Regions from separate parts of the Mus musculus genome. Here region 1 is linked to region 2. A link is a loop called in an ENCODE intact Hi-C map of the cell type or tissue named here. Cell type or tissue: left cerebral cortex. All regions are shown on one strand. Each heading gives the region's core, and the rest is flanking DNA. Links, peaks and the distances in the headings are about the cores only. Region 1 overlaps Ssc5d (scavenger receptor cysteine rich family, 5 domains). Region 2 holds the start of Ube2s (ubiquitin-conjugating enzyme E2S).

Region 1 (16,309 bases), core at 5,059-13,058, 130 kb before region 2:
GTTTCGTGCCCGCAGTTCAGGGTGTGATGTTGCAATACAGACCCAGTGTTCTGAATAGGCTTCCTAGCACCGGGGTTTATCTGATCCATTCTTTAGAGTTTTCTCTGTCAATAGTCATAGCCCAGGTGGATCATGACAGATACACATCTTGCTTTATCTGACTGGAGACATTGTCTTTGCTCCTGCTTTGTGTGTGTGTGTGTGTGTGTGTGTGTGTGTGTGTGTGTGTGTGTGTGTGTGTGTGTTATATGTTTTGATGTGTATGTGTGGTGTGTTTTGATGTGTATGTGTGCATATGTGTGTGGTGTATGCTGTGATGTGTGTGTGTGTGTGTGTGTGTGTGTGTGTGTGTGTGTGTGTGTGTGTTTAGTGGAGCTCAAGTTTATAGTTTATCTACACCCATTGAGCTTGCTAGTTCTATGCAGCTACTGTTCTGGGCTTGTTGCAAGCTGGCAAGCAGACACAGAGCTCAGCTGTCCTGAGGGAGGTGTCGAGGGTCAGGGCCAGCAGCGGGTGGGGCTGGCTACCCATCCTGGCTGTGGGCCCTGGAGCCAGATGTTTGGGCTTAGCTGCTCAGCCAAACAAGGATAGGATGACTGAGTAATTAGGTACCCACTTGTTTGGGGCTAGCAGAAGGTATCCAGGGGTAAAGAGACCTTGGCTTAGAACACCCATCACACATCCACACACCTCTGGTTTGCAGAAAAGACAAAGACTGTCCCCCAAGTTGGGCTCTCTGGCAGATTCAGAGAGATGATCTGTAGCTAGGGTCCACCTGATCCCGACCAGGGATAGAGACAGCTGTCTTTCCAATCTGGGGTACTGCTCTATGACACTCTAACGAGCCAGGACAGGAAGGAGAAGGCAGCAGAAGCCCTATCCTCCCAAGTTTAGCTCTCAGTAGTTATTTAAGTCTTTGGCTTAATGAGATTTGAGGACCAGAGAGTTCCCTGCATATGCCTTTGCCTGTTGGCGGGACCAGAGTGTCCATCTATTAAGACCCCTGGGCATTATCCCATTCCCTGCCCAAATCAGTAACTGGACCCTACTGGCCTTTACAGGAGTGTAGGGGCGCCAGGCTCCATCACCTTCAGTAACCTCTGAGTCGTGATCTGGGAAGAGAAGGAGGGACTGGTTTCCTGGCCACAGTTTCAGGGGTCAGAACTGGAGTTAGAGGGGTGGAGTGTCTTCTAAGCTGGTCCTCAGTTTTCAGACCAGTAAGAAGAGGTGCAGATATAGGAAGGCACTGGTCACTAAGATGGGCGAGTCATAAAAGTCCTAATCTGGAACCCCAGGATGAGGTCAAAGAAGGGGCATGGCCATTGTTGTCCCAGGGCTGGGTTGCAGCTCTACTGTGTGGATTTGATGATGGGCTAGAGGGCCCTGAGTCCTTTCTGCAAAGCAGATTAAGACTCCTCCCTTGCAGGGCCGCAGTGATGTGGATGGGAAGTAGTTTTCAGGTGGTGCATGCCTGAAATCCCAGTCCTAAGGAGAGTACTCTCTTCTCTCTCTGTCTCTGTCTCTTTCTGTGTGTGTCTCTCTCTGTGTCTGTCTCTGTCTATCTGTCTGTCTCTGTCTCTCTCTCTTTATCTCTCTCTCTGTCTCTCTCTCTGTCTCTGTGTGTGTGTGTGTGTGTGTGTGACACACACACAGAGTTCACATGCTAGGCATAGAGAGCCATAGTTGTGTCTGGGATCACTTCTGTTTTTAAGGGTTTTTTCCATTAATTCATTTACTTTATTGGGGGTGCATATGGAGGTTAGGGAACAACTTATGAGAGTTGGTTCTCTCCTTCTATTATTTAGGTTCCAGGCACCAAACTCAGACCATCAGGGCTTACATAGCAAGTGTCTACCCACTGAGCCATCTCACTAGCCCTGGGTGCAGTCTTCATAAGTGGATCTGTACCACCTGGCATCTCTGCCTGTCCATGAACTGACTCAGTGGTAATCCTCATCCTGTGGGCTTAGTGTGATTAATATTCCCAATTTACAGAGGAGAAAACTGAGGCTCTGAGAAATGAACAAAAATTCCAGAGATATACAGGCTGCAAGACTAGACACAAGCCCAGTTGGTTCGATGTGGCCACATAATCCTATCTGAACTGGACATGAAATTCAGTTGGTAGAATGCTTGCCCAGTATACATGAAGCCTTAGGTGCAACCTTCAATGGTGCATATAACCAAGTATGATACTGTACATCTTCATTCCTAGCACTTGGGAGATGCAGACAAGAAGGTCAGAAGCTCGTGGGCATCCATGACACACTGAATGACATGCCAGATTAGGCTACATGCATGGAACCTTCTCTCAAAAGGGTCTGGAGGAGACAGATTTGGGTTGCCAATCAAGGCTGCTGCAGGGACTGGGGCACAAAACGGACAACAGATCAGTCACTCTCACCACGTACCCTGCAGAGCCTAAGCACGCTCAGAAATGTTCCCGTCCAGTCATCTCCACATGCCCATGAGACATACACTATTATTATCCCCGTTTATAGGTGGGGAACGGAGACTAAGAGGCTCAGTAGCTGGCTCAGGACTACCCCTAGCAAGGACTCCACCCGGCATCCAGGCTGAGAGTGCATCTCCTCCTCTGCTGAGCTGTGGTAACAGTACCCTCCCCAGCCAGTGTTAACGGAGATGGAATGACAGCCGGCTGCAGAGCCTCTAAACCAGCGGTTCTCAACCTGAGGGTCATCTTTCACAGGGGTCACACAAGACATCCCACATATCAGATGTTTATATTATGAGTTGTACCAGTAGCAAAATGACTGCTACGAAGTACCAACAAAAATTAATTTATGGTTGGGGGTCACCACAACGTGAGAAACTGTATTAAGTGGTTGTAGCATTAGGAAGGGTGAGAATTGCTTCAAACAGAGTCTGATACGGACACACCCCATAAGTGCTTGTCCATATGACGATGTTATCCCACCTATTTGGACTCATGAACTGTGTGCTCTGTCCTTAAAGCTGGGCACACCATGGCTGAGACAGCTTCCTGCCTCCACAGATTCATCAATGCCAGGACTGTCATAATGATCACCACTAGCATGATCAACATTAGCACCAGCATTGCTAGCACATCAGTGTCATCACGTCTCCGCCATTACCAACATCACCTCTTCATCACTACCACCATCACACTCACTGTGTTTCACCATAACCATCAATACCATCACCACTGTAATCACCACCATCCACAGTTCACCATCACCACCACCACCAATACCATCATCACTGTTATCAACGCCATCACCAGAGTCACCACAAAATTACTCCCCCACACCATCATAACCTTCACAACTAACATCACCATCACCATCCACACACAATCACGGCTTTCATCGGTAACACCGTGACCACCATCTTCATCATTATACCACAACACCACCACACCATCTTTGTCATCACGCTCATCGCCACTGACATCATCACACCATTATTGCCATCATCCCATCATCACAACCACCATGACCACCAACCACCATCACAGCATTGTGACCATCACCATGACCTTCACCATAAGCGCCATCCTGTCACTAACCATGATCCCTATCAACACCACTGTCACCCTGCCATCATCATCAATACCGTGAGCACATGACCATCAACTGCCATCACCTCACCATGATCTCCAACGCCATCACAGATGGCATTGACAAGTTAGGATCAGCATTGTAATTCTGTCCCTCCAGAGCCCCTGCTCCCCAGTAACAACACCCACACTTCGATTGTACATACGTTGGCTTTTGTTTAAGAGTATCTTAAGCACCGTGAATTTCAGAGTGGGTCACACATCTCCCCTCAGAGGCCTCTCCTCCTCCTCTGTGGTGGTGGTCATGGGCACAGGAGTGCTGGGGGGCCAGGCCACCTCTGCTAGCCTCTTTACAGTCTCACTCAGCTGCCCCAACCCCTGAGCAGCCTCTACCAACTGGGCTAGGCCCAGTGCCAGGACTTGGCGCTCCTGCCGGTCCTGCTCCAGGACCCAGGTCAGTCTCTGCAGCTGGTCACCCACCTCCCTCACAGCACCTACCAGCTCCACCAAGGCAGGTGGCTCACAAGCCATGACCCTTACTGGTGGTAATGGGGACACACATGGCCCAAAAGGATCTGGGTTGTGATTAGGGGTTGGCCCTTGAGTGAGGTGGTCTGAAGCTGAGTGTAAGGTCTGGCTTCTGGGTGGTTTGAAGGCATCTGTGGGTAGTGGGTCCAAGTTTGAGGCTGGAGAGGGACTGGAGGGGCCGGACTCCGAGGCTAGAAAGAGCTCTAGGTTCTGCGTCTGGGATGCGTCTGTGGATGGGGCTTCCTCAAAGGTCAACTCTGAGTTTAGTCTAGGCTTAGTGGGAGAGGAAAGTTCTGTCTTTCGGGAGGATGGAAGGGACTCTGTAGGGGTGGCAGGGGTTGAGGAAGGGTGAGTATTGGTGGGAGGTTGAGGACTTGTGGCGGGGTGAGGGCTCCTGGGTTGCTGAGGGTTTGTGGTAGGTTGAGGGGCAATGGTGGGGTAAGAAGTTGTGTTGAGTTGAGGGATGCTGGTGGGGTGAGAGGCTGTAAACGGCTGTGTGGGGGTCCTGGTGTTCATGGGGAGGTCTGAGGAGTCAGAACTTTCTGGGATTATTTCAGGTGCTGGTGTTGTATCAGGTCCTGGAGTCAGCTCTGAGGTAGGAGAAAGCCTGCTCACTTCTGATAGCATAGAGGAGGCAGAGGTTAGCCCTTCAGGGGAGGTGGGTGTTGGGCTGCCTGAAAGCTCTGGGGAACGTGTTGGAAGCAAACTGGTATTAGGAGTGGACAAGGCAAAGGTTGCTGGGGAGGGAAGTCCTGGGGTGAGTAGAGATGGTTTGGGGGAGCTAGAGGTCCCCTCCTGCTTTGAGTCTGGGATGAGTTGTGGCCAGGAGCCAGAGGTCTGCCGTGAGCCAGAAGGCTCTGGTGAAGAGGAGGAAGCAGGAGATGAGGTGGTGGCTGAGGTGGGCAGCGGCCGGCGCTCAGGTGTTGGCTTCCTTGGTGAACCTGGAGTTGGAGAAAAGAGGGGCAGATCGGTCAGAGGTCAGTCTGCCCTATTGCCCTATCTACGTATTCCGCAAAGTCCCTTGAGGAGAAGACCAATGGGAAGGCAAAGATCTTCGTGACATCATGGGTCACCGGCAGATTTCACCAGGCCCTAGTGCCCCTCCTCCTCAACTCTTGCGAGGTCCCTGCCGCCACCTGGTGGCCTATGCGGGGAACACAGATGCCTACAAGTACAGAGTGGAGAAAGAGCCCAGGGGACCAGAAAGATGAACACGCTTTGGGATACGAGAAGACTCCTAGGAAACACCCACAGTGAGACTCTATGTGATAATTAACGTTCACTGTCAACTTGACAAGATTTGGAATCACCCAGGGGACACAGGTCTGAACATGTCTATATGGGAGTTTACAGAGAGATTTTATTGAGGAGGGAGAAACAACCATATCTATCGCTTGGGCTGGGGTTCTAAACTGAATGAAAAGAAGTGAGTTAGTCAGGCGTGGTGGCCCATGCTTTCAACCCCAGCCTTTTAGAGTCAGAGGCAGGAGGAAGTGTGTGAGTTCGAGGCTGTCTCTCTGCTTGATCTTTGAAGTAAGAAGTAGTTACCCCTAGGAGCTTGGAGCCCATCTCTGTACCCCAGGACACATACTCCCCAGGCCTCTTTGCCCATGCCTCACCTGCACGGGCCCTTGGAGCTGGAAAGGGGTGGCCGGGACTCTTGCTGGTGCTAGTGGTAACTGTGGATCCAGGCTTGGTTGTGGTGGGGGTCCCCTTGAACAGACCCCTTCCTGAAGGTGTATCCCACGTCCAGGAAGACTCATAACCTCCCTGGTCATCTGCAGATGTGTGAGGAAGAGAGTTGAGTCCTCCTTCCACTTTTTCCTGCTGCTCATTACCACAGCTCACCCGTCATTCAGCCCCTCAGCCTATGTCACCTTGTCACCGGTCAGGATGCTCTTGGCTAGTAAACGCAGAACCTGAAGAGGTTATCCCATAAAGCAAATGCGTGCATTGATTCCGTTCAAAGCAATATTGTTTTTGACACAGTCTCAGGTAGCTCACACTGAACTTGAACTCATGTAGCTGATGCTGGCCTGGAATTCCAATCTCCCTTTACATTTTAAAATGACATGTATTTATTAGTGCATGTGTGCCTTCCACCATGTGTGCTCCAACAATACTTGTCAGGTTTGTCACCAAGTATCCTATCTACTGAACTATCATGCTGTCCCAAGCAGCCTTTTTTAAGCCATAGCACACACATACACACATGCACAAACATAATACAGTTAAAATAAATAGATAAATAAATGGGTGACAATAAATAATTAACAAAAAGAAAAAACGTTCCTGAGTCTCATAAATACTTAGAATACACAAACCTTTCCAGGGTGAATCTCAGGGGAAAGACTAAAGACACGATTAAGCCCAGAGAAAGGCAACACACTCCGGGCTTTGACGAAGGAAGGGGCTGGAGCTGGAAAAGTCAAGAGGGCAGCTTCTCCCCTAGGGATCAGCCCTGCCTGATCTTAGATCAGTCAGACCCATGAAGTCTGACCTACAGAAGATCAAGAACATGAGCCACTAGATCTGTGGTGATGTTCTAGCAGCCAGAGAGATCCATGGAGGCCCTTCTTAGAGCTTAAAGCCTACCCTTGCTGAGGTGGGAGAAATAGCTTAGTGGTTAAGAGCATCTTTTGGGTTTCCAACCCACACTTCAGGCAGCTTACACCTGCCTGTAATGCCAGGTTTAGATTGGATGTCCTCTTCTGGTCTCACTGAGCTGTGTGTGTGTGTGTGTGTGTGTGTGTGTGTGTGTGTGTGTGTGTGTGTAGCTTGGCTGTTCTGGAACTTGCTATATAGACCAGGTTAGTTTCAAACTCACATAGATCCACCTCCTTTGCCTCCAGAGTTCTGGGATGAAGGGTATGCACCACCATGCCTGAACCACAAAATAAGTCCTTAAAAAGAATCTTAACCATGTGACTATGCGAGTTTTCTCCCACAGGCCTTTGGTCGCTTGAGAATTCCCTTCCTGGGAACAGTGGGTAAAGTTGCTCGCTGTACATCCTGATGACCTCAGTTAAACCCTGCCAAAACCCACATGGTGGAGTAGAAAATACAACTCGTGGAAGCTGTCCTCTGACCCCACACATAAGCCATGGCACACGCATGAATTAATTAAACAACACTTCTCTTCTTGCTCTCGTCTGCTGAAGGATAATATCACATTTCTGGAAGGATTTTCTTGGTTTCTCTTCTATAAATAATCATTACCACCTTGGGATCCTGAGCCTATGAATTGTTTCGGTAAGCAGAGTTTTCTGTTATAGGTGACGACGCGGGCCTTCTGTACGTTGGATTGGAACGCACAGTCACACAACTTGTCCCTGTGCTGTCTGGATTGGAGTCAGCTAAGTGAGTCAGAGCCCAGGCTTGTGCTTTGAGTGGCAGCACACATCATCCCAGTACAACGAGTGAATGGCATTAGGCTGGCATCATGATGCATGCCTATAATCCTACCACTCAGAGTTCAAGGCTTGCCTGAACTACACAGTGACTTCCAAGCCAGCTTAGGCTATGGTAAAAAAGAAGCTCTCGGCAGCAAACAAGAGCTGGGAGATAGCTCAGTTTGTAAATTACTTGTTTTGCAAACACAAGGAACGGAGTGTGAGCCCCAGAGCACACATTTAAAGAAAATATAAAGCTGGGTATGCCATCCCGGTGGTAGGGAGACAGAGACAGAGCTATCTCCCAGGTTTATGCATCACTAGCCTGGCCTCAATGTTGAGCTTCAAGGCCATTGTCTCATAAAAACAAGGTTTAGATAGTGCCTGGGGAATAGCACCAGATGTTGTCCTCTCGCCTCCACACACACTGTCCACACATTGCAGAGACACACACAAGCATTTACATATAGTTATACTTACACACATACCACACACATATATACATAAGACACATATAAATTGTTTGAAACAGTCTCATCCTACTACTACACCTTCTTCTAACCCTTGATACATAAAATTGTCCCAAGAGTTTGCTTGTACAGTTTGTACTTCTAATTTATTTGCCCTGCTCCCCCTACAAGGATCCCCCTGCCTCAGCTGTCTCTGCAGTGGGCAGTGCCTCACCATGCGCTCAATTCTACCACGAGGGGGCGCTGCAGGACAGAGAAACTGCCCTAATTGTGTAGAATGTAAGTTCTGCAAATGCAGCTGCACTTGAACAAGGAACGGGGTCTCTAAGAACTCACTTCTGGTTCCAGCATTCTAACGATCAACCTCGATACCAGCAAGAGGTACTCCTGGATCCACGTTATACATTCCTGAAGTTGGCTCCCTAGTTCAACTCTACAGGTGGAGAACAGGGATCCTGGTGGCCAATCAAAATGTGCAGCACTCCGTGACGTAAGGAGGTGCTAGGCAGAAGAGCAGGTACCTACCTAGGCAGGCCTGATTGTGCATGCTGGGTTCCAGAAAGGATGCAAGCAGACCCTCCAATCAGTGGCAGGCAGAGGGACACACACAAAGAGGCAGGGAGCATTCAACGGTGTATGCAGAGAGAAATGAGGGTGACAGAGAAACAGGGGTGCGAAATGCAGCGGGTAGGGCACAAATAGTGTCCTCTCTCACTGAAATGAGGGTCAAGAGACACAAACAGAGAAAGAAGGAAAGAGAGAGGGAGAGGGAGAAGGAGAAAGGACTGAAGCTAGCAGAATTAAAAAACAGATAGTGCGACTCAGAACATGGCAGTAGCTGACTGAAAAGAAGTTGGAGTATGCGTGCCTGTAATCCTAGCATTGGTGGGTGCAGTCAGGGGATCAAGGCCAGCCTCGGGTACATAGAGAAGCCCAGCTAGAGCTATAAAAGAACAGCTCAAAAGTGTAGAGGGGCAGAGAAAAGTAAGAGAGGAAAAGGAAGGAAAGAAAGAAAAAGAAAGGGGAAGGGAAGAGGCTGGAGAGATGGCTCAGCGGTTAAGAGCACTGACTGCTCTTCCAGAGGTGCTGAGTTCAATTCCCAGCAACCACATGATCTGTAATGGCTCACAACCATCTGTAATGGGATCTGATGCCCTCTGCTGGGTGTCTGAAGACAGCTACAGTGTACTCATATACATAAAATAAATAAATCTTAAAAAGAAAAAGAAAAGCCTGTCTCAAGAAGGGGACGGGAGGAAAGAGGGACATGAATGACAGGTAGCTGGAGTAATAAATTAGAGACAGGGCAGATGAGATGGATCGGCACCTAGCTGAAAATTCTAGTTGTATACCTGGAACCAACATGGTAAAAGGAGAAGACTGACTCCTGCAGGTTGTACATAGACACACACACAAGCACGAATCCACGCATGCAAGTGTGCACACACACATATGAGCTCGTATACTCATGCATATACACACTTACATATGAGTGCGTGTGCGAGCACATACTGTGGCATATGGCCCTGAGCACAGGTGTGCATGCACACACATATACAATCAATCAATCTAACAAAGAAAAAGGAAGGAAAGGGGGAACGCTACAGAAGGGAGGAGATAAAAGCAGAGGGTCTGAAAAAGACAGTGGAGGGGGAACCCAGGAAGGAAAGAAGAGAGGAAGTCACGTGAAATACAGTGAGTGACGGGCAAGGTGGTACATGCCCAGTGACCCGAGGGCTGGGGAGGTGGAGGCAGGGGGAGAACAGGAGTTCTAGGCCAGCTGGGACAACGAAAGAAAAAAGAAAAAGCAAACTACTGAGAAATGGGGTGAGATGGTGACTTGAAAGGAAGATACAGGGGCTGGACAGAGAGTTCAGGCTGTTCTCCCAGAGAAGCCAGGTTCAATTCCCTGCACCCATGTGGCTGCTCACGCCTGTCTATAACTCCAGTTTCAGGAGCACTAGTGCCCTCTTCTGGCCAGGACTCTGGTGCCCTCTTCTGGCCTGTGTGGGAACTGTATGCACATGGCATAGATATGCCTACAACCATACCCATAAAATAATAACTTTAAACAATGTAAAAGGTGTGGAAGGAGTATAGAACTTTAAAGAAAAACTGATGAAAAAAACCAAGAGATACTGCACTGGGAAAAACAGAGTACTAAAGAGGAAAAGAGAGTGGGAACGAATCCAATGGGAGAAAGACACCAGGAGAAAAGCAAAATGGAGTTCTAAGATGTAGGGGCCAGGGTGGATGGAGATCCCTGGGTTAGCATCAGGGGTGGAAGGACACAGACCATAGCAAAACAGAAGCCATGGAGAAGCAGAAGGACTGACAGATGTCATGTAAGGCACTGACTTTCATGGGTGGGGCTGGGAAGGGCAGGAGTTAGAACCTGTGCTCCAGGAGGGTCCTGTCTGTGTCTGACCTAGAGCCTGACCAGGACAACACATGGACTGCCAGACTGGGTATGAGTCTGCTGACGGTGGAACCATGTGCTCACAGGACAACCCTGAGCTGAGGGCTCTGGGTCATTCCTGCACATGCTCTGGATTGAGGGGCATGGTCGATTTGGTAGGCTCAGTACTAGCTGATGCCCTCTGATCGCTCTGAGCCACATGCTGTCCCATTGCACTCTGGAGAAGGTGAATACTGTCAAGCCCAAGAGTGGAACACATTTAGGCAAGCCTGCCAGGACATGGAGGCCTAGGCTAGCTGTTAGAGAGATCTTTATGGCTGACCACAGTAGCACATATGTTTGCACTGCCAATACTTGGGAGGGGGAGACAGGAAGTTCAAGGCAAACCTCAGCCACATAGCAAGTTCAAGGCCAGTCTGGGATACAAGATATAGCACCTCAAAAACAAAACAAACAAAACAAAAGTGGGCGGATGCCATCGCCCGGTAGGTAAAGGAGCTTGTGGATAGAGCTCCACCATTTTGACTCTGACCTCATCACACATGCCTTGGCATATGCACCCAGGTTGAGCCCCTCACCCGTGTCTGGAAGGTTCTGTGTTGCTGGAGAGGGGACTTCAGTGTTTGTAGTGGTAGCCCAGGAAAGTGTATGTCCAGGCCGCGCAGCCACTGTGGTCCCTTTGGTCAGGTCCTCTCCGGAAGTAGGGTCCCAGGTCCAGGAAGGATAATCGTCATCACCCGTGTAGCCTGGGGGAGAGACAGGTAGCTTGTGCCTCTTCCTGCTAGCTGAGGTCCCCCCCCCCCGCCCCCGGGCTTCCCTTCCCTGCCAGAGTCTCCTGAAGTAACCCTTTCCTGCTCTCATGCTGAGCCCCCTCCAGCCCGCTCCTTAGACCTTTAGACACCAACGCTGAGTCCCCTCTAGCCCACGAGACACCATTCTGTCCCACTCTAACTCCACCACCTCGGCCTCCCTCACTGTTCCCTGGTACCAGTGCAGGTGAGCACCACGTCTTCTTCGTGGTCACAGTTGTGCTTCCCCCATGCCCCCGAGGGGCAGTCACTCAGTGACATCTCACTTCCTTTACAGCCCATGTCATCCAACCAGATGGGCCCAGTGCCAGGGCCATAGTGAGTTTTGCCTACTCGGGGCCGGACCTTTCCGCAACCCAGCTCCCAGCAGGCCACTGTGGCATCCCGGATGTCCCAGCTGTCATCACAGACTGTTCCCCAGAGTCCAGCATGCCACACCTCTAGCCGGCCAGCACACCTGTTGGGCCCATCAGCCAGACGAACCCGGAAGGGACCTGGGGGAGGTGGGAGGCTCTCAGGTTAGGAGGTACAGGGCCACCTCCCTGTCCCCACCCTTTTAACTCTCTACTACTCACCTGATGGCACAGGGACTCCAGCAGTTGGGGTGGTAGCTGGATCTTGGGATGATTCCAGAGAGCCTTCGGTGTTCTCACCCGATGGCTCCAAAGAGGTCTGAGGGTTTTCCGTTGTGGTGGCCTCAGAGGTCACTTCTTGGGGACCTTGAGTGGACTGTGACACCACAGGCTCTGAGGTCCACTCCCAGGGGACCCTAGGGGTCAGCCTTACAGTGGTATGTGAGGTCTGCCTGTGGGGAGCCTCAGTGGTCAGTCTCTTTGGTAACTCAGAGGTACGTGCTGTTGGATGTAGGGAGGTTGGGGTGCCTGGGGCCCTGGAATGTTTGGTGGTTGGCATCCCAGGGGGCTGAGTGGTTGGTCTCCTTGCATTTTTAGTCACCCACTTCTTGGTACTCTTGGGAGCTTTCCCTGGAACCTTTGTGGGTTTCTGTGGCACACTGGAGGTGAGACTGGCAGAAGGTTTGGTGGTTAGCTCTCCTGGGAGCCAGGCATCCTGATCTCTACCCAGCCCAGGGAGCCAGCTCCAACTGAAAGGGTCTGAGATGGTATCCAGGCCGGGGGTCCCTAGGAGACCGGGAGGGAGGAGAGATAAGATCATGGGGAAGGTCTCGTCCTGTCCTGCTAACCCATACCCTCCGCCCTCGTTTCACTTAAGAAAATAGAAGTCTGTTGGACTGAAGAGATGGGTCTGTGGCTAAGAGTACTTGCTGCTCTTCCATAGGACCTGGGTTTGATTCTTAGCACAAACATAGTGGCTCACAACTGTCTGTAACTCTAATCTCAGAGAGTCTGGTGGCCTCTCCTGGCCTCCAAGGACTCCAGACAAGCACATGGCGCACAGATCCACTTGCAGGCAAAATACCTGCACACTTAAAAACTAAATAGGGCTGGTGAGATGGCTCAGTGGGTAAGAGCACCCGACTGCTCTTCCGAAGGTCTGAAGTTCAAATCCCAGCAACCACATGGTGGCTCACAACCATCTGTAACAAGATCTGACGCCCTCTTCTGGAGTGTCTGAAGACAGCTACAGTGTACTTACATATAATAAATAAATCTAAAAAAACAAAAAATAAAATAAAATAAAATAAAATAAAAACTAAATAAAGGCAATCTATACTAAGTGTGCTTGCCCCCTGAGCATTGCGAGCATGTCTACAGTGCATTGTTCCCTAATTATCTCTCTCACCCCTACCTGCCTCTCTCCCCTCTTCATAACCTTGGGTTTTTGTCATGCGATCCATCAGAGGTCATCTGCGTTACCGGTGGATTAAAACTGTCATTAAGAGCCTGGTACAACAGTTAAAGCTACTTTGAGATCCCATCTCATCCCAGTCAGAAAAACTATCATCAAGGAAACAAATGACAGCCAATAGGAAACAGAGTCCTCCTTCACGCTTAGTGGGAGTGTCTAGTGGTGTAGCCACTCTGGGAAACTAGCGTGCAGATTCCACAAAAAGCTGGGGCTAGGGGCTGGAGGGACAGCCCAGCAGGGAAGAGTGCCATACACACAAATGCATGTACATGGTTAAAAATAATAAAGTCAATTTTTTTTAAAGTCAAGGAATAGGGAAATGCAGGATAGCTACTCCACTCCTAGGCACACACCCTAAGACAGTGGTTCTCAACCTTCCTAACACTTCCACCTTTTAATGCAGCTCCTCTAGTTTTGGTAAACCCCAACCATAAAAGTATTTTTTGTTGTTACTTCATAACTGTAATATTACTACTGTTATGAATCATTATATAACTAGCTGATTATTCCAGGACTTAAGTGACCTCTGTGAAAGGCTCCTTCAACCCCTAAAGGGGTCACAACCCATGAGCTGAAAACTGCTGCCTTAAGGGCTTCATCTCTTAGCAATGTATCAGCTGCTTATGTTTTTACTCTGAGACGGGAGCAAAGCTGTCCAGGCAGGCCTTGAACTTGTGATCCTCTTACACCATCTCAAGTAACTAGGATTATAGGTCTGCCCCACCATGCCTACACACACACACACACACACACACACACACACACACACACACACACACACACTAAAGATTTACTTCTATTTGATGTATTTCCCCTTCATGAATGTCTGTGCTCTATGTGGGTTCAGTGCCTGCAGTGGCCAGAAGAGGGCATCAGATTCCCTACCCACCAAGTAGAGTTAGAGAGCTGCCATGTGGGTGCTGGGACTCAAACCTGGGTCCTCTTCAAAATCAGCCAGCACTTTAAACCACTTAGCCCCTGATTGTTTTCCCATGACAAGGACTCTATAGCTCAGGATAGCCTTAAATTCGTAAGAATCCTCCTGCCTCAGCCTTCCAAGTGCTGGTACCACAGGCTTGCTCTATCACCACTGCCTTTTCTTTCATATTCAGTACCCTCAAGAGTGGCATGAAGCCTACAAGCCAGTCCCCTGCTCCCCGTCCTCCGGTGGCTCCCAGAGGAGACAGAGGCACTATCCTGATGACTCACTCTATCCTTTGAGTCACCAATATCCACACTCTGTCTCTCTGGTTAGGCCACCTAGGCAGTCAAGGACGAATCATGCCCAAGACAAGCTTGGGGGCTTTGCCCTGGCTCTAGGAAGATGACCTCTAAGCCCTTGGAATGTTCTTGCCTGGTAAGAAACTCTTTATATGTTTAGGGGAGGCAGTTTGCACCATGTTAAGTCCACACTGACAATGTGATTTCTGAACAGCCCTGAACGTGGTCAATCAAGCCCCTACCAATAAGCAAACAAACAAACAATCAATCCCCATAGACATCAAGACTAGCACATCTGGCTCTTCTCTCATGTTGTCACACACATGTTGCTGGGCTAATCCAGCACCGTTTATACCCCTCCCACACACACCAGGACTTCACACCTAAACTCCATTCCACATGTGTTTGCTTTCCCTTGGCTGAACTTAATCTGCATCTTCAGTATATTGAAATACAACCCCCCCCACCCCCCACCACCCCCCACCTCTCTCATTTCTGGGAGTCCTTTAGCAACAGAAGGAATGTCAGTGCGGTTTCAGAGACCTCCCAAACACTGCTGGTTTGCAAGAGCTTGTCTGTGTTCCCCTTGCTCTCCATGAGGCGTGAGCTCCTCAAAGACCTGTACTATGTTCATTCTGTTCTGAGCAGCCAGCTCCTAGCTCAGTATCTAGCTGTGGAGCTGGAAAGCAACCCCTATAAATGGGGGGATGCACTGCCAGAGTTCATGTGAATTAGCCCTCACTTTGGCTACACATAGGCAATTTGAATGAGGTTATATGAGCTAAATACCCACTACAGAGCTGGAGCTTGCAGTACTCAGTCAAGTTAACACCACCTTTAGCCTCCACTGCTTCCACTTAGAAGCCCTCCTAGAGCCAGTGGGTGGCTAGTGCATCCTCACCAGTGCAGGTAACCCCGACATCCTCATTGTGGGCGCAATTGTGTTTCCCCCAGGAAGCAGCAGGGCATTCTGACAGTGAAGCCTCCGTCCCCATACAACCTACGTCATCCAGCCAGATGGGGCCTGCACCCCAGCCAAAGCGGCCTGCTGCGGGGTCTGGTTGCCGAGGCCTCCCACAGCCCAGCTCCCGGCAGACCACAGCTGAGTCTCTCATGTCCCAGCTGTCATCACATACTGTCCCCCAGCGTCCGTCATGCCATACCTCCAGCCGGCCAGAGCACCTGCTGGGTCCAGCCACCAGGCGCAACTGGGGGGACCCTGGAATAGGAAAAAAAAAAAAAGAAGAAGAAGAAGAAGAAGCAAGAGTCAGGGTCAAAGAGCCCAGCTAGCACTCTGAGCCTTCATCTACCTGCCTTCTGCCTTCCTTTCTAAATGCCCATCAGCTCCCTCAGCTCTGCTTCTCCTCATAACCCTTCAGCTCAGGTAGCAGGCACTGATCGAGATCTCTCCTGCACTGGACACAGAGCCAAGCAGAGCTGGCTGGCTCCTCAGAAAGCTAATGTAGAATTACCATATGATATAGAAATCCCACTCCTAGGGATACACCCAAAATACATTGAAAGGGGGCTGGCGAGATGGCTCAGTGGGTGAAGGCGCCTGCCCTCAAGCCTGACACCAGAAGTCTGACCTGTGGGACATCTACATGGCAGAAAAAGAGTTCTCCCACTATGTGTACTGTGGCATGTGTGCACACATGCATGCACGGAGAGAAACGTGATTTTAAGAACTTGAATGTATCTGTTAACATTTAATCATTTCATTATTATTAGAAATTCTGACTAGAGACATGCCTGCTCCTGACAGTACCCTCTTCATGGTTCAAAGAAGAAATTGAGCATCAACACCTCCACATGGAGTTGCTCCAGTAATGGCAAGGTAACCACTAAGCAAAAACTGCCCTATTCATCTGCAGACAAAATACTGTCCAAAGAGGACAAACAGATGTGGGCTAGTCAACTGCTAAGCTCTGCCAAGGCAGGGTAAGCTAGCCCCTCATATTCCTGCTTTATTTCAAGGTCTGTCAGATGGTTCTGGGCCAGAAAGCGGAAGACAGATGCTCTGACATCTGTTATAAGAAGTTAGGGGCTGTCCAGGCAGGCAGCTGTCTCCACAATTTGTTTAAGTTTTTGGAAGCTATGTT
Region 2 (16,139 bases), core at 8,140-16,139:
GTTCACTTGTAAATCGGGCACCTCCCCTCTCTGTGTAGTGGAGTAACACTGGCCAAGGGCATACAAACGTTTGTCAGGGGAGGAACTTCTAAAACTGTTTCCCCGAAGGCTCAGCGTGATCCCTAAAGCTGAGGAGTCAGGGAAGGGACATTTTAATGTAATTTTTAATTCTTGGTTGTTTTCTTCTTAAATTTTTATTTACATGTTTTTTTAAAGATTTATTTATTGTTATATCTAAGTACACTGTAGCTGTCTTCAGATGCGCCAGAAGAGGACATCAGATCTCATTACAGATGGTTGTGAGCCATCATGTGGTTGCTGGGATTTGAACTCAGGACCTTCGGAGGAGCAGTCAGTGCTCTTAACCACTGAGCCATCTCTCCAGCCATATGTGTGTGTGTGTGTGTGTGTGTGTGTGTGTGTGTGTCTGTGTGTGTCTTAGTTAAGGTTTCCATTGCTGTAAGGAGACACCGTGATCAAGGCAACCCTTATAAAGGACAGCACACACACATACACATACACATACATACATGAGGGTTTGCCTGAATGGATGTCTGTGTGCCACATGTCTGCCTAGCGCAGGAGGAAGGCATCGGGTCCTCTAGAACTGGAGTTATAGACAGGTGTGAGCCACCATGTGGGTGCTTAGTATCAAACTTGGTCCTCTTCAAGATCAACTACTGCTCTTAACAACTCCACCTCTCCAACTCCTTTAATTTGTAATATTATATTTATCTACTTGTGTGTTCCTGTGTGTGCAGCAGTAAGAATTGGATGGAGGGCCTCATGAATGTTAAACGGGTATTATACCAGTGAGCTATATTTCCAGCCCCCCTTTCCAACCAAGCCTACACAGAGAAACCCTGTCTGGAAAAACCAAAAATAAATAGATAAATAAAAATATCTTTTTTTTTTAATTTTGAGCCAGGCATTCACTAAGTTGCCCAGGTTGGCTTTGAACTTGCTCTTCAGCCCAAGCAGACCTTGAACTTTCCACCCACTGCATCATCCTCTGACTAGCTGGAATGACAGGCCTATGCCAACAAGCCTGACACCAACATGTCTCTTGAAGGTTGCTATTCAGAGGGGAGTGAGAAGGTGGGATGCTTTGAGGTGCCTGTTTGTATGACAACTGGGGAGCACTTGCCCTGCCTTTGTCTCCCTCTCATCCAATGCATTGGACCTAGTTCTAGTTGACTTCTCTTGCTGTGATCAACACTAACTTGGAGAGGAAAGGAGTTGTTTCAGCTTATACCTCCTACTCTCATTACTGAGGGTATAGTCACAGCAGGAACCCAGGGCAGGAAGCTGGAGGCAGAGGCCGTGAAGGCCACTGCTTACTGGCTCACTGCTCTGCTTAGCATACTTCTTTTATTTTTTTAAAGATTATTTATTTTATGTATATGAGTGTTCTATCTCATGTACATCAGCATGCCAGAAGAAGGCATCAGATTACATCGTAGATGGTCATGAGCCACCATGGTTGCTGGGAATTGAACTTAGGACCTCTAGAAGAGCAGCCAGTGTTCTTAACTGCTGAGCCATCCAGCTGCCTCAGCATGCTTTCTTATATACCCCAGACTTAAGGGTTCTTTGGAAAGTCAGTTGTGTTAGATGGTGTTTTGCTGGGCAAACACATGTTTTCCTGAAGTGGACACAGGTGAAAGGCTAAGGCAGACTTATGAAGAAACGTTTTGCTACAGCAGACACAGGAAAAGGATGTTCTGCTAAAGCAAGCACGTTTCCAGGTGGTGGCGCACGCCTTTAATCCCACCCAGCACTAGGGAGGCAGAGGCAGGCGGATTTCTGAGTTTGAGGCCAGCCTGGTCTACAAAGTGAGTTCCAGGACAGCCAGGGCTACACAGAGAAACCCTGTCTCAGAGGGGGAAAAAAAAAGCAAGCACGTGAAAGGACCCGTGATGAGGGATTCTTTGCTAATGACTCGCACGAATTGATACTCCTTACAATGCACAGTTGCGCTTCATTCATCAGGACTCCATAGAGAGAAATGCACCAAAAGTGGTGTGCTGTAGGCTCTTCTCCCTTCCGAGGACCAGGACCAATTGGCAGAGTGATGTCAGCTGAGACAGATGTATGTGCTGAGGCAAGACTCATGGAGGACACGTGATGTTTGGTGAGCTTATAACAAGGACTGGGTGGGCAGTGACGGAGGCAGAGCTGGCTTGCTTATAAAGTTAGCTGTGCGACGTTTGTGGGTCTTGAGCCTTTGCTGATCCTTCACTTCACTAAGAGAGGCGCAGCTGAGACCTTCTCCTGGAGTCCCTTCTGCTTCCTCCTGCTGCAGCTGAGGCCTGGCTGTCTCTAATTAAGAACTACCTCACAGATCTAGCTAGCCACAGGCCAGGCCAGTGGAGGCAAATTCACAACTGAGGTTTCCTCACCCTAAGTTGTCAAGATGACAACTGAAGCTAACTATGACCAAATGTTTGTGTGGACATGTGTGGCGATAGCCGATATTATATCTCTTGCCTGCAGGCCACGCTGCGGGAGAGGCAGCTCCCATGCATCTACTTGTGAACTCTGAGAAAGGTTTTGGGCCAGTGAAGTAGCTCAGCAAGTCAAGTCACTTTGCTGTCCAGCCTGATGACCAGAACGTGATCCCTGGGATCCGCATGGTGGAAGGACTGAGCCAACATTTGCAAACTGTCACACACACACACACACACACACACACGCACAGAGAGAGAGTTAATTACTAGATGTACAAAACTTAAGAAAGTTCTCTCCTAAGTGTTTGCCTCTGCAGAGTATTTGTTTGCAAAAGACCCTGGAAGAAGAGCTGGAGGGAGAAAGGTAGAGGCAGGGCTGGGCCTCACTGCACATGCCTAGAATTCCATCACTGGGGAGCAAAAGGGCAAGGCCAGTCAAGTGCAGCACATGCCTTTAATTTCAGCACTAATGAAGTGGAGATGAAAAGATCAGGGGTACAACAGTGGCCTCTGCTTCATGAGACCCTGCCTTAATAAAATATAATAAAGTCAGCTGAGAATATGGTACTATCAGAAAGGTGCTCAGGACCCAAGCTTGGTGACCCGAGTTGACTCTCCAACACCAGTACACAGAGCCAGGTGCAGGGAGACTGGAAAAATAGGAACAGGTGGATCCCAGGGGCATGCTGACTAGCTTAACCCCCAACCTCCAGTGGACAGCTCCTGAGGAAGCACACCGAGGGCTTGAGAGCTGGCTTCACACAGAAACACAGCCACCTTAAGAACCGTACGGATGATCAAAGCCAGCTTAGGCTACATAGTGTTACTATGCCACCAGGCCAGTTGTGGCTACATAGCAAGTCTCTGTCTTAAACCCTCCCCCACCCCACCCCCCAAAGAAGCAGATAGAAGTGAACAGAGACAAAGGAGAGGGAAGGAGGAAAAAAAGGAAAATGAACTCCTGGGTGAAGTAAGAAAGTGGCCGAGATGGCATGAAGGCAGTAACTATCTAGGCCTAGCTAGGGACTCTAAGGAGCTGGCTTGGATTCATATTTTTGTTATGCTAACCCACAGATTTATTCAACAAAATTGAGCGAACAGAACAAATAAGTCCCTGTTCTTGAGGAGTAAATGGCCCTCGGAAGTCCCTGAATTCTCCCACAAGCCTCTCTTGATTGGGCTCCCATTCCTGGCAGCCAAATGCACCCTGACAATGATGGTGATTGTGAGAGGAACAGATGAGAGGATCCAGAGAAGGGAGGAGAGGGCCAAGTGAACATCAGCCAGTCAGTCAAGTGCCATTTGCATCTTCACGCTTCCTTCCAGAATTTTCCTCATGCAAATACATTTTCCCCAGCAAAGCACTCTTCCTATATATAGGTCACTCTGTAACCTGCTTTTCCTCGTCTAAGAATACAAGAGTGTCCTGCAAACACATATTTAACTTAGACATACCCAACTCTCTGTGCTTGGTACAGAGTGAAAGAAAGAAGAATTGAACAGTGAAAGTCATCTGGAGGGAAATAATGGACATGGTCTTTTTGTTACCCATACACATGACAGGGAACACCTCAGGATGATGTTGTTAGGTAAGAAGCAGTAGGTGGGCCAGTGAGGCATTTCTGTGGACAGAGGCTCATGCCGACAAACCTGATAACCTGAGTTTGATCCCTGGAGCCTTCATGGTGAAATGAAGAAACTAACACCCAAAGGTTATAGTCAGACCTGTGCACATGCAGTGGCACACTACACACACACACACACACACACACACACACACAGTCACACACTATGATTACATTTAGAAAAACAGAAAGCGTGGAAATGTGAGCATGTCAACCTGGTATTTGGGAGGTGGGTGCCAGAGGGTCAGAAGTTCAAGGTCAGTCCCACAGCCAAGGCACATACCTTTAAAGCCAGCATTCATTCAGGAGGCAGAGCAAGAGGGACTTCAGGCCAGCCAAGAGTACATAACAAAACCCTAACAGTGCATAAAAGGTCAAGGTCGCCGGGCGGTGTGGTGCACGCCTTTAATCCCAGCACTTGGGAGGCAGAGGCAGGCGGATTTCTGAGTTCGAGGCCAGCCTGGTCTACAGAGTGAGTTCCAGGACAGCCAGGGCTATCCTGTCTCAAAACAAAACAAAACAAAACAAAACAAAACAAAACAAAAGGTCAAGGTCATTCTTAGCTACACATGGAATTCTAGCCAAAAGAAAAGGGTGGATGGATGGAGTGGGGCTGGAGGTAAGGGGGATTATTGCTCTTCACAGGACACCCTCAACCCCTCCCCATGGCTTGGCTCCAGCAGCTCACAAAAATCTTTTCTCCAGGATCTAACACCCTCTTTTGCCTTACCAGAGCACCCGTCCTTGTACATGTTCACGCACACAAACAATTCAAAATAAAATAAATCTTTCATTTTTTAATTTTTTTGGTGGGTGGGGTGGGGTAGGGGAGAAGAAAGGGTTTCTCTGTGTAGTCTCCATTTGTAGACCAAGCTGTTTTTGAATTCAGCAGAGATCTGCCTGCCTCTGTCTCCCAGGTGCTTGACCTAAATGTGCATCTTCCTTTCCTTTCCTTTCCTTTCCTTTCCTTTCCTTTCCTTTCCTTTCCTTTTCTTTTCTTTTTAAAGGTGAGAAGAGGGAGGAAGGGAGAGGGGCAGGGGAGAGAGGGAGAGAGACAGGGAGGGAGGGAAGAAGGGAGGGAGGGAGAGAGGGAGGGAGAGGAAGAGAGATTGCCACTAAAACCAGAACTCTGGAGACAAGGCATGAGACCTGCACACCAGTTCCAGGTCAATCAGGGATGCATAGTGAGAGTTTATCTCAAGAAATGGGGGTCAGGATGGAGTGGAGCTGGAGAGACAGCTCACTGGCTAAAAGCACTGGCTGCTCACCCAGAGAACCCGAGTTCTGTTTCCAACACCATATGGTGGCTCACAACCATCTATAACTCCAGTTCCAGGGGATCCAATATCCTCTTCTAGGCTCTGAGGTTACTGTATGCATGTGCTGCACAAGCATGCAAGCAGGCAAAAGATTCATACCCATAAAATAAGATTAAGTTTTGTTTGTTTATTAAAAAAAAAAACAGAGGAAGGGTGAAGAATGGAAGGAAGGGGATGGAGGGAAAGAAAAAGGAAGAAAAGAAGATGGATCAGCTGTTAAAGATGGTGGCCACTGAGTGGGCAGTAGTGGTGCACACCTTAATACCAGCACGCGGGAGGCCAGCCTGTTGTACCGAGTGAGTTCCAGGATAGCCAGAGCTACATAATGAAACCCTGTCTTGGGAACACACACACACACACAGACACACACACAGACACACACATGATGACACCCGCCAAGCCTGAGGTGCCCCTGAGTACCCATAGAGTGAAGATGATAGCCTGCTCCTGAAAGCTGTCCTCTGACCTCTACATGGATGCTGGGATGTATGAAACTATATACATACATACAGGAATGTAATGAAAATTATATAGAGAAGAAAGAAAAAGAGAAAGCAGTGGGAAGGAGGGGGAAAGAGCCCTCTCCTTCTACAGAACATTCTAGAAGGGCAGAAAGAGACGTCTGCTGTGGCTCGCGGTTCTGCCTCTGTAACCTAACACCTTTCCTTCCAGGTTCCCAACTCCACAGTGCCACTAACACAGCCTTCGAGCAGCTATTCTTAACCTATTGTCTTGTGAACCTCTAAAATCTACACCTTTTAATTTTGCCTTTTATATTTTTATTTTTAATTATTCTGTGTATGTATATGTTTCTGAGTGTGGACTGGGCGACAGGAATTCAGTACTTGAGGAGGTCAGAAGAGGGTGGAAGATCCCCTAGAGCTGGAGTGGTTGTGCGCTGCTCAATGTGGGTGCTGGGTCTTGCAAGTGGCCCAGGATGTCCTCCTGCCTAAGTGCTGGACATGCCAAAAGGTCCATCATTCAAGTAATTCTGTTTTTTTTTTTTCCCTTCTCTTCTTTCTTTAAAAAAAAAAAAAGTTTTATTAACAGGGGATAGTAATATATACCTTTTTTCTCTTTCTTTCTTTCTTTCTTTCTTCCTTCCTTTCTTTCTTCCTTCCTTTCTTTCATGTAAGTACACTGTGGCTGTCTTCAGACACCCCAGAAGAGGGCATCAGATCTCATCTCGGATGGTTGTGAACCACCATGTGGTTGCTGGGAATTGAACTCAGGACCTTTGGAAGAGCAGTCAGTGCTCTTAACCGCTGAGCCATCTCTCCAGCCCAGTAATATATACCTTTAATCCCAGCACTCTCAAGGCAGAGGCAGGAGGAATCTCTATGAGTTCGAGGCCAGCCTGGTTTACAGAGTGAGTTCCAGGATAGCAAGGGCCACATAGAGAAACCCTGTCTAGAATAAACAAAAGCAAAAAACCAACCAACCAAACAAACAAAAAACTTTATCATATTTTTTTGGAGTCAGGGTCTTACATAGTCCAGGCTAGTCTCAAACTGACCATGTAGCCGAAGGTGACCCTGAACTCCAGACCCACTTGCCTCTACCATCTGAATGTTGGGGTTACACATGTGTACCACCACAGCAGGGTTTATTTTATTTTTTGGTTTGTTTGCTTTTTGAAACAGGGTTTTTCTGTGTAACTCTGGCTATCCTGGACTGTAAACTAGACTGTCCTCAAACTCAGGGACCCACTCCTCTCTGCCTCCCGAGAGCCTAAAGGTGAGCACCACCACGCCCAGCTTTTACAACTGTGTCTATGTGGTGCTAAAGGTTGAATCCAGGGCTTCATATACGATTGACAAGCATCCCACCCACTGAGCTAAATCCCCTGCCTGGGTTCTGAAGACCTTTTGTTGTGAGAGAACTGAGTCAGTCAGAGCCAGGCTGACTCCATGACAGGCTGCAAACTAGCAGTTTGGGAGACTAGGCCCAAGTTTCTGTTTTCCACAACTGCAAAAGTCCAAAACAAGTCAATTCCCCCCCACCCCACCCCCCCAAAAAAACCACCCTTCACAGGCAGCCAGTCAGGAAGCTGCCCCACCACCTAGCTTGAGCCAAGTATGTTTAATCAGCAAAAGTCCCCCAAGTCTCCCAGAGCCCTAACCAATCACAAAGGCACCCACACCCCTGGAGAAAGAGCAAACTAAGCAAGGGAAAGAAAGGCAAAAGTCACCCACTCCTACCCTACCAGGCTTTAAACTGGCTCTGCAAAGCCCACACTTCTGTGTTCCACTCTGGGACCCCTGCATGCAGTGGCGTTAGGTTACAGAGGCAGAACCGCAAGCTACAGCAGACGTCTCTCTCTGCCCTTCCAGAATGCTCTGTAGAAGGAGACGGCTCTTTTCCCTCCCTCCTTCCCACTGCTTTCTCTTTTTCTCTGAGCAGCTGTTGTCTTGTGAACCTCTAAAAGCTACACCTCTTTACACCTCTGTAGGTTCTCTGCAGAATAAACGCTCTTGGCCTTTGCTCACTATTTGAGTCTTGGTTATCATTTCTCTTGAATAAATCACAGACCCTTACCGTTGGACAGTGCCAACTTTAACTCAGAAGGCCTGTGTCAAGTCCATGTGTGAGAATAGATTTGCTCCCATACTTGTTGATTCTAGGCATTCCACTGCAAATCCTGTTGAGTGTGTGTGTATAGCATTCCATTGTGTGTGTATGCATGTGTATAGAGGTCAATGGTCAATTTTAGATAATTTGATTCCCTAGTACTGGTACCAAAAATGAGTGCTACCTTTTCTGGCTTTTTACCTGAGTGCTGGGGAATCAAACTCTGGTTTCTCATACTTGCATGGTAAGCATTGTACTGCCTGAGCCTTACCCCTTGTCCCTTGGTTACTTTTGGTTTGCATCAGAGACACTGGTTTTACAGCTCTGAAAGCCTCAATGCTTGGTACCGACGCTCACCTGTAATCCCAGCACTCGGGAGGCACAGGCAGGCAGATCTCTGAGTTCAAGGCCAGCCTGGTCTACAGAGTGAGTTCCAGGACAGCCAGGGCTGCACAGAGAAACCCTGTCTTGAAGGGGGCGGGGGGGGGGGAGTGTTACCAAATGCAGACCCTCTGCTTTGTGCTCTGGGTTTGTCACTAGAGGAGGCACCTAGTCCACTGACATATTGATAAATCACTAGATCCCCTCCACCCAGGATGACAAGAGCTTCCTGTCTATTTCCTACCCAGGGGTGCAGGCACAGATGGAAAGACAATAAGTGACTGCTTAGAGAGACTCAGGCTGCTATAGTGCAGAGAACCTTCTAGAATCCACACAGCACATAAAAGGATGTGCAGCCTCCCTGAGAAGACAGGAAATAGAAAAGAACATAGTGTACAGGATTGCTACATACTTTGAAGACTGCTAATATCCAGGCCCACTCCTGATACCAGCTGTTTCCTTTGCCATCAAAGTCTTTCTATAGACTCTTATACAACTTCCTCCCTTGGTTCTCTTAACTCTGACATCAAATGGCATCTTGTTCTTGGTTTGGTTTGGTTTGGTTTTGATACAGGGTTTCTCTGTGTAGAGCTGGCTGTCTGGAACTCACTCTGTAGACCAGGCTGGCCTGGAACTCACAGAGATCCAACTGCCTCTGCCTACCAAGTGCTGAGATTAAAGGTATGTGTGTACCACCACCACCTGACAATGTCACCTTCTTTTTGAAAACATTGTGTTTGTGTGCTATACATAAATGTATGTATATTAAGTGTGTGCTGGTACCTGAGAAAGCCAGAGAGGGCACCGGATCCCCTGGACCTGGAGCTACTGGCAGTTGTGGGCAGCCTGATGTGGGTGCTGAGAACTAAACCTGGGGCCTCTGCGAGAGCAGTGGTTTTTTTTTTTTTTTAAAGATTTATTTATTTATTTATTTATTTATTATATGTAAGTACATTGTAGCTGTCTTCAGACACTCCAGAAGAGGGAGTCAGATCTCTTTACGGATGGTTGTGAGCCACCATGTGGTTGCTGGGATTTGAACTCTGGACCTTCGGAAGAGCAGTCGGGTGCTCTAACCCACTGAGCCACCTCACCAGCCCGACAGCAGTGTTTTAATTCCCTGAGCGTTCTCTCCAGTTTCAGATGTTACCTTGTCAGAGAGATCCACCCTACTACAGCACCTTGCCAGCATTCCCAAACCTCCAATTCTGACAGCAACTCATAACCTCTGCATTAGTTACTTTTTTTTTTTGTCGCTTTTCTCATTTATGTAACAAAATACCAGATGGAAACAAGGTCTTTCTTTGTGTGTGTGTGTGTGTGTGTGTGCACGATGTATGTTCACATGTCCATGCTCTGTGTTTGAGCACAGGCTTTTGTGTGCATGTTCTATAAGTGGGTCAGCCCTCACCTACACCTAGTTTGCAGCAGGGCTCCTCTTTGCTGCTATATACACAGACCAGCTGACCTCCCAGCTCCTGGGATTTCCTATCTTTTTCCTGGAATTATAGATGCTTGCTACTGTAACTGGCTTTTATGTGGATTCTGGGAATTTAAGATCAATTCCTTCTTGTAAGGCAAGTACTTTAATCCTCACCTTGTTTGGTTTGGCTTTTTCAAACAGTCTCATGTAGCCCAGGCTGCTGGACTGTAGGCAGACCATCTACCACTGAGCCATACTTCTAATCCTTCACTGGCAGAGTCTAGGCAGGTGCTCTACCACTGAGCCATACCCCAACCCGTATCTTTTCACTTTGGTCCTCTGAACGTGAACTTTTTTAGTTTTGATGAAGTCGGATTTATTTGGTTTTTTTTTGTTTGTTTGTTTTGTTTTGTTTTGTTTTGTGGCTGTTGTTGGCATTAGGTGTAGGAAACCATTGCCTAATCCAAAGTCATGAATAGTTACCCCTATGTAAGTTTGTTTCTTTTGCTTACTAGTCATGCTGGAGTCAAACAGGATTGACTGGTTCTGTCATCTTGAAGCCTGTAGCTCATCTCCATAGGAGAAAACCTTAAGACAAAAATTTGTAAAATAAGGGGGCTGGACTGTAACTACTCTAAAGGCAGTGGGACCTGGGAGAATGGAACCAATAAATCAGGCAGACTAAAGTTTCATGCAATAGCCTACTTTATTCATAGCCTCAGAAAATTTATACCAGTGGTTCTCAACCTTCCTAATGCTGCAACCCTTTAACACAGATCCTCAGGTTGTGATGACCCCCAACCACAGTTATTTTCATTGCTACTTCACAACTGTAGTTTTGTTACTGTTATGAATCATAATGTAAGTATATGTGTTTCCAATGGTCTTAGGCAACCCCTGTAAAATGGTTCTTCAACCGCCGACTCAAAGGGGTCAAGGCCCACATGTTGAGAAATGGAGATCTGTAATACCCTGAGGGTTAAGAAAGGCCACAGGATTCATGAATTCAGACTGTCTACAATCACAAGAACAAGCCACACGAAACAAAAACCTGTTTTCCATAGAGGTATGTAAAGTACAGTTTAAACATTTAGCTGAATAACATCAGCAAGCAATTGGGGTAATCTGAAGCAAAGCCACTCCTAGCTGCTACATCTTGGAGGAGCACAGGAGTACAAAACACAGTCCAAGAACAATTCCATGTTTCGACGAAACAGAGGTCACAAGACTCTTGTCTCACAAGCACTCAAAATCCTCCTGACATGACTCCATTCTTGGATACTGTTCTCAAATAGAACAAATAGCTTGGTGGTTAAGAGCACTTGTTGCTCTTACAGAGGACCTGAGTTCAGTTCCCAGTACCCTCATGGTGGTTCAAACCACCAGTTATTCCAGTTCCAGAGGATCTGATACTCCCTTCTAAACTCCCTGAGCACCAGGTATACATACTGTGAACCTACATATATACAGGCAAAACATTTATATGTTCAAAATAAATAAATTAAAAAGAATTGGTGAGCCGGGCGTGGTGGTGCACGCCTTTAATCCCAGCACTTGGGAGGCAGACGCAGGCAGATTTCTGAGTTCGAGGCCAGCCTGGTCTACAAAGTGAGTTCCAGGACAGCCAGGGCTACACAGAGAAACCCTGTCTCGGAAAAAATAAATAAATAAATAAATAAATAAAATAAAATAAAATAAAAATAAATAAATAAAAAGAATTGGTGAAGAAAATGAGTTTCCTAAGAACTATAGCCAGATCTTGTCAGGGAAGAGGGTTGTTTCTTTCTGCTTTCCCTCTAGCAAAGCTACAATTTTACAGAAAACATGAAACAAGACTCAAGAAATGTGCTTATGCAGATTTAGCTATGAGACAGGTTGTCAGAACTGTGAAATCTCTTCCTGGGAGATGAGGTCCTACTCCTCTGCAGTCAAAGCTTCAGTCTGTTCTCTCCCCAGCATGGGATTACTGCAGATAGTTTAATTCTCTCTAGATCTCTGCCATGCTGTCATAACTGGATTAACACTTCATGGTTAGTAAGAGCCTCTGGGAGTATATGTAAGGACAGGACCAGGAGGTTAATTATGGGTGAGGGAAGAGATGACCTAAATGTGGGCAGCACTATCCCATAGGCTAGAGGATGGATATAAAAGGAACGAGGCCAGGGTATGGTGGCATACACTTTTAATCTCAGTATTCAGGAAGTAGAGGCAGGTGATCTCTGTGAGTTCAGGCCAGCCTGGTCTATAGCTCGAGTTTCAGGAAGGTCAGCCAGGCCTGCACAGAAAAACCCTGGCTTGAAAAGCCAAAACAAGGGCTGAAGAGATGGCTCAGCGGTTAAGATCATCGACTGCTCTTCCGAAGGCCCTGAATTCAAATCCCAGCAACCACATGGTGGTTCACAACCATCTGAAAACAGCTACAGTGTACTTACATAAAACAATAAATAAATCTAAAAAAAGAAAAGCCAAAACAACAACCCCCGACCCCGGGGGAAAAAGGAGTTCCAGGCCAGTAATGAAATTCTGTCTCTCAAAAAGTTAACAGAAGTCTATGGGGTCTGGAGGTCAGTCACAAAGCTCTCAATAAGGACGTGAGACTTCCCTGACTTCTTCCTCTGGCACCCCTACAGAAACAATGGTGGCAAAAGTCACAAGTCATACTCTAGAGGATCAGGAAGTCCAAGCCCTCGGAGTCAACCAACCTGATTTTGAGGGCTTCCTAACACATAACAGGAGCGCAGAACAAAATGGAGCCCCATAGACAAATTATGTCCACACTTCCGCCCTTCCATGGCTTCCAGGTGAGGTCGCCAGACTCCCAGCGTAACATTTGCATACACAAAAGAAATTGAGACATTTCATTGGTCGAGGTTGGAGTCTATCACACTGAGCTGGCTTCCCATTAGTAGCTTTCAATTCCTACCTGCCCCACAAGTCCAGATCACGACCGCCCCTGTTTATTGGTCAAGGCCCCTTCCGTCATCCCTTTAACCCCTCCAGTCCTGTCTTCCCTCGCTCCGCCCCTTCCCCTGCCTAACCGTTAGTCGCGTGCGCGTCTTTCTCCAGGCCGGAGCGCGCGCGCGCACCCCAAGTCGTGGCGGCGTCTCATTCAAACGGTCCAATCAGCGGCCACGTCGCCTCGGCGGGCGCCCCCTTTCTCTCTGCTCTAGGTTTTTAGCCGCTTGGTTCTCCCAGGTCAACTCCTCAGCCGGCGTGAGCCCTCATTGTGATAGCACTCCTCACAAACTGGGTTCGAACTTCTGCTACTATTCTGACAAGAACAGAGAAAAGAGCGTTGACCGCCCAGCAACGTGCGCGTTGACGTACGCGGTCGAGACGTGCCGTGAGGGGGCGGGGCCTGCGAGTAGCTATAAAAGTGCGGTGTTGGGCGCGCGGCCGGTTCTACCGAGGAGCAGACGTAACGTTGTGAGCGTTTCGTAGCGGACGTCGGAATTAGTGGGAGCGGAGTGGGGCCTCGGGGGCCTCGCTAGGGCCACAGCGGCCGGCAGTTGGGCCCCCCGCCCCGGCCGGCGGTCCGAGGAGTGCAGGAAGGGGGCCGGGGGGACCCGCCCCCGGCCGGCTGAAGTCATGGTGAGTGACGCGGGAGGCCCGAGGGGCCGTTGGGGACTCGGGCAGAGGAGGCGACTGCGGCGTCCCAAGTGTTTTCTGGCCAGCTTCTGAGTGCTTTGGTGGCATGGCTGAACGTCCGGAGCCAGGAGTCGGCCCCAGGGCCTTTCAACAAACGGTGCGGGAGCCCAGGCAGCCCTCGGAACCTTGGGGAGGGCTTTGGGCGCCTTGCGGCCCGCCCATGGGTGTTTTAAGGAGCAAGACATCCCGCCGCCATTTCGTCCAGCCTTTTTCTTTTTGGTGTGTGTGGGGGGGCGGCGGTTGATGGGGTTGTTTCAAGCCTAAGTAGGGGAAGGGCTCCGGCTAGGCCTCAGGCCCACCTGGAACCAGTAGTGGACCCATGCGCGTCTTAACGAGCGCTTTGGGTAGGTTCGGGTACGCTGAGCCACGTAGAAGCTTTTTCTGAGACACCGTCCCGGTCAGCCATGGGGCAAAAGCCAGAAGCATCTTAGGTCCAGTTGACAGGCAGTGATTGACAACCTCGGACCTCTAAAGTCTGGATTCTGGTATCCACCCACCTTAATCCTAGCTATTTCAGGCTGCTCACTCTCCTTTTCCCTCCGTGCCTAGAACTCCAATGTGGAGAATCTGCCGCCCCACATCATCCGCCTAGTGTACAAGGAGGTGACAACACTGACGGCAGACCCACCTGATGGCATTAAAGTCTTCCCCAATGAGGAGGATCTCACAGACCTGCAGGTTACCATCGAGGGCCCTGGTGAGTGTGAGCACGGAAGGGAGGGGCCACTTGACCAGATTTCTTCTGTCTTGTGGCTGTGGGACAAATAGGATTCAGCCTCTCAGGTGCTTATGACAAAATGTGGCCTTTTGCTTAGGCTTGCATTAAGGCTGTCAAGTGTTACTTTCCAGAGACGTGAGGATGCATATAAGTGAAGCAGAAATAGAAAGTGTAGCTGGGCGTGGTGGTGCACGCCTTTAATCCCAGCACTCGGGAGGCAGAGACAGGCGAATTTCTGAGTTCGAGGCCAACCTGGTCTACAGAGTGAGTTCCAGGACAGTCAGGGCTACACAGAGAAACCCTGTCTTGAAGAGAAAAAAAAAAAATGTATGCCAGGGGATCTGAAACACTAATCAATCGAATGTCCCAAGACTAAACAAAAAGCATTGTGAGGGGAAACTGGTGGTAATAAGCTGATTTGCATATTTTAAGCAAACCAGTTAGATTTTTCAGACCTCATTTGTCAACTGAATTTCTATATAGTCAGCTAAAATCAGTTTCAAAATCAGGTGACTGGCCTATAATGCTGAGGGTGTGCAATATGTCTGCCTGGTCTGCTGTTAGCTAGTGTAGCAACTGCCAGGTGTAGACCATCTATGATTACCACTTGACCCAAGCAAGTAGGTAAATGAAAACACACCTCTCATGAGGATGGGGAAAGGCTTGGAAAATGGTTTACAGGAAAAGTTGGTGGGTTGGGTCCCTTTGTCCTGAAGAGTGGCAATGTTGAAGGATGTTAGGATATAATAAAGCAGCCCCTTTTCCTCCTCTTCAGAAGGGACTCCCTATGCTGGAGGTCTGTTCCGTATGAAGCTCCTACTGGGGAAGGACTTCCCTGCCTCCCCACCCAAGGGCTACTTCCTGACTAAAATCTTCCACCCAAATGTGGGCCCCAATGGCGAGATCTGTGTCAATGTGCTCAAGAGGGACTGGACGGCTGAATTGGGCATACGACATGTGCTGCTGGTGAGTTTCAGCCATGGTACTTCATCTAGTGTTTAAAAATAAACTGAAGTAGTAGGAGACAAAGTCAAATAGAAATGAAGTTTCCAGCCTTACTGGGAAATAATGGAAGGACTGCCTTATGGCACTAAGTACTGTATTGTAGTGTCAAAGTAGAGACCTGACAACTAATAGGGTGGTTTTATAGAAGGTAGAGAGCAGTGTGTGGTTTAGAGACTCTTTTTTACATGTTTCAATTTAAAAGTGAACTTTTTAAAAGCCCAAACTGGCCATGAACTTAACCTCCAGCCATGGCTATTATATTTTTTGACCCAAGCAAGTGGATTAATGAGACAAATTAATCAGAAGCTGGATTTCTAGGATTGTGCCACCTACCCAGCTGAGTGGTTTTCTTGTGGTTTTTGTTTTGTTGTTTGTTGCACTGTAACCATCACCACTATTTTAATTCAAAGTTGTTTTCCTGTACTAATGTTTTTAACTTGGGGGGTATTACACTGCCTGAGACAGTTTTGGGGACACTATTCAGCATCGTCTGTGTACAAGACTGGACCACAGTTCTCCTTAGTCAGTTGAGGTGGAGGTAACTGATCGAGGAGGCTCCAAGGTCTCTAAAGGCCACTTAAAGTAGTTAGGTCACCTGGTGCCTCCTTTGCACTTTTTCCCCCCTAATGAGCCTCTAGAGCTGATGGTTGTGAAGATAGAGAATTGGGGTTTCCTTCAGGGCACTTGGGAAGGATTAACCTCTAAGGTAAACAACCCCAAAAATCTTTCCTGTTTTGCCTTCCTTTCTGTATGTTGGTTGAGCTTGTTTCTATCCAAAGCACTGGAAATGCTAGATGGCTATTGGCTCTGCTTTGGGGCCTGTTAAAAGAGGGACATCCAGGCCTCCAATTTGGAGGTACAGTAGTAAAAGTTGAGGAGATAGTCCATATTCATTTTCAGCATTGGTAACATCTGCCGGTTCAGGTCAGAAACTCAGAGAAGTGCCTACAACCAACCAACTTAGCTCAGGACTGTTTAATTCATGGAACCTTCTGAACT

Evidence for each region. Peaks named below come from ENCODE experiments on the same cell type or tissue, not always from the same donor. Only the 100,000 strongest peaks of a DNase experiment are listed, where the experiment ranks them.
Region 1: a loop joins it to region 2, with 9 times the contacts of the local background. A loop is called at or near these places in 10 of 42 quality-filtered maps.

Annotation. Positions count from the first base shown.
Region 1 is chr7:4,932,252-4,948,560 of GRCm38, reverse strand. Ssc5d (scavenger receptor cysteine rich family, 5 domains) reads right to left here. Exons shown (of 14, transcript NM_173008.3): 9 at 15,109-15,426; 10 at 11,735-12,298; 11 at 11,339-11,653; 12 at 10,929-11,096; 13 at 5,689-5,847; 14 at 3,733-5,010. The coding sequence ends at 3,797. Among named protein-coding and RNA genes, the nearest start is that of Ssc5d, 15 kb to the right of the region's middle. In left cerebral cortex, for the core only: CTCF peaks have their summits at 5,211 (motif pointing left), 8,167 (motif pointing right), 9,108 (motif pointing left) and 9,937 (motif pointing left); DNase peaks (open chromatin) are centred at 5,162, 8,215, 8,368 and 9,919; H3K4me3 peaks cover 116 bases; H3K27ac peaks cover 10 bases.
Region 2 is chr7:4,809,384-4,825,522 of GRCm38, reverse strand. Ube2s (ubiquitin-conjugating enzyme E2S) reads left to right here and starts at 13,183. Exons shown (of 4, transcript NM_133777.2): 1 at 13,183-13,360; 2 at 13,967-14,114; 3 at 14,911-15,101. The coding sequence starts at 13,358. In left cerebral cortex, for the core only: a CTCF peak has its summit at 12,609; DNase peaks (open chromatin) are centred at 12,720 and 13,083; H3K4me3 peaks cover 2,693 bases; H3K27ac peaks cover 1,826 bases.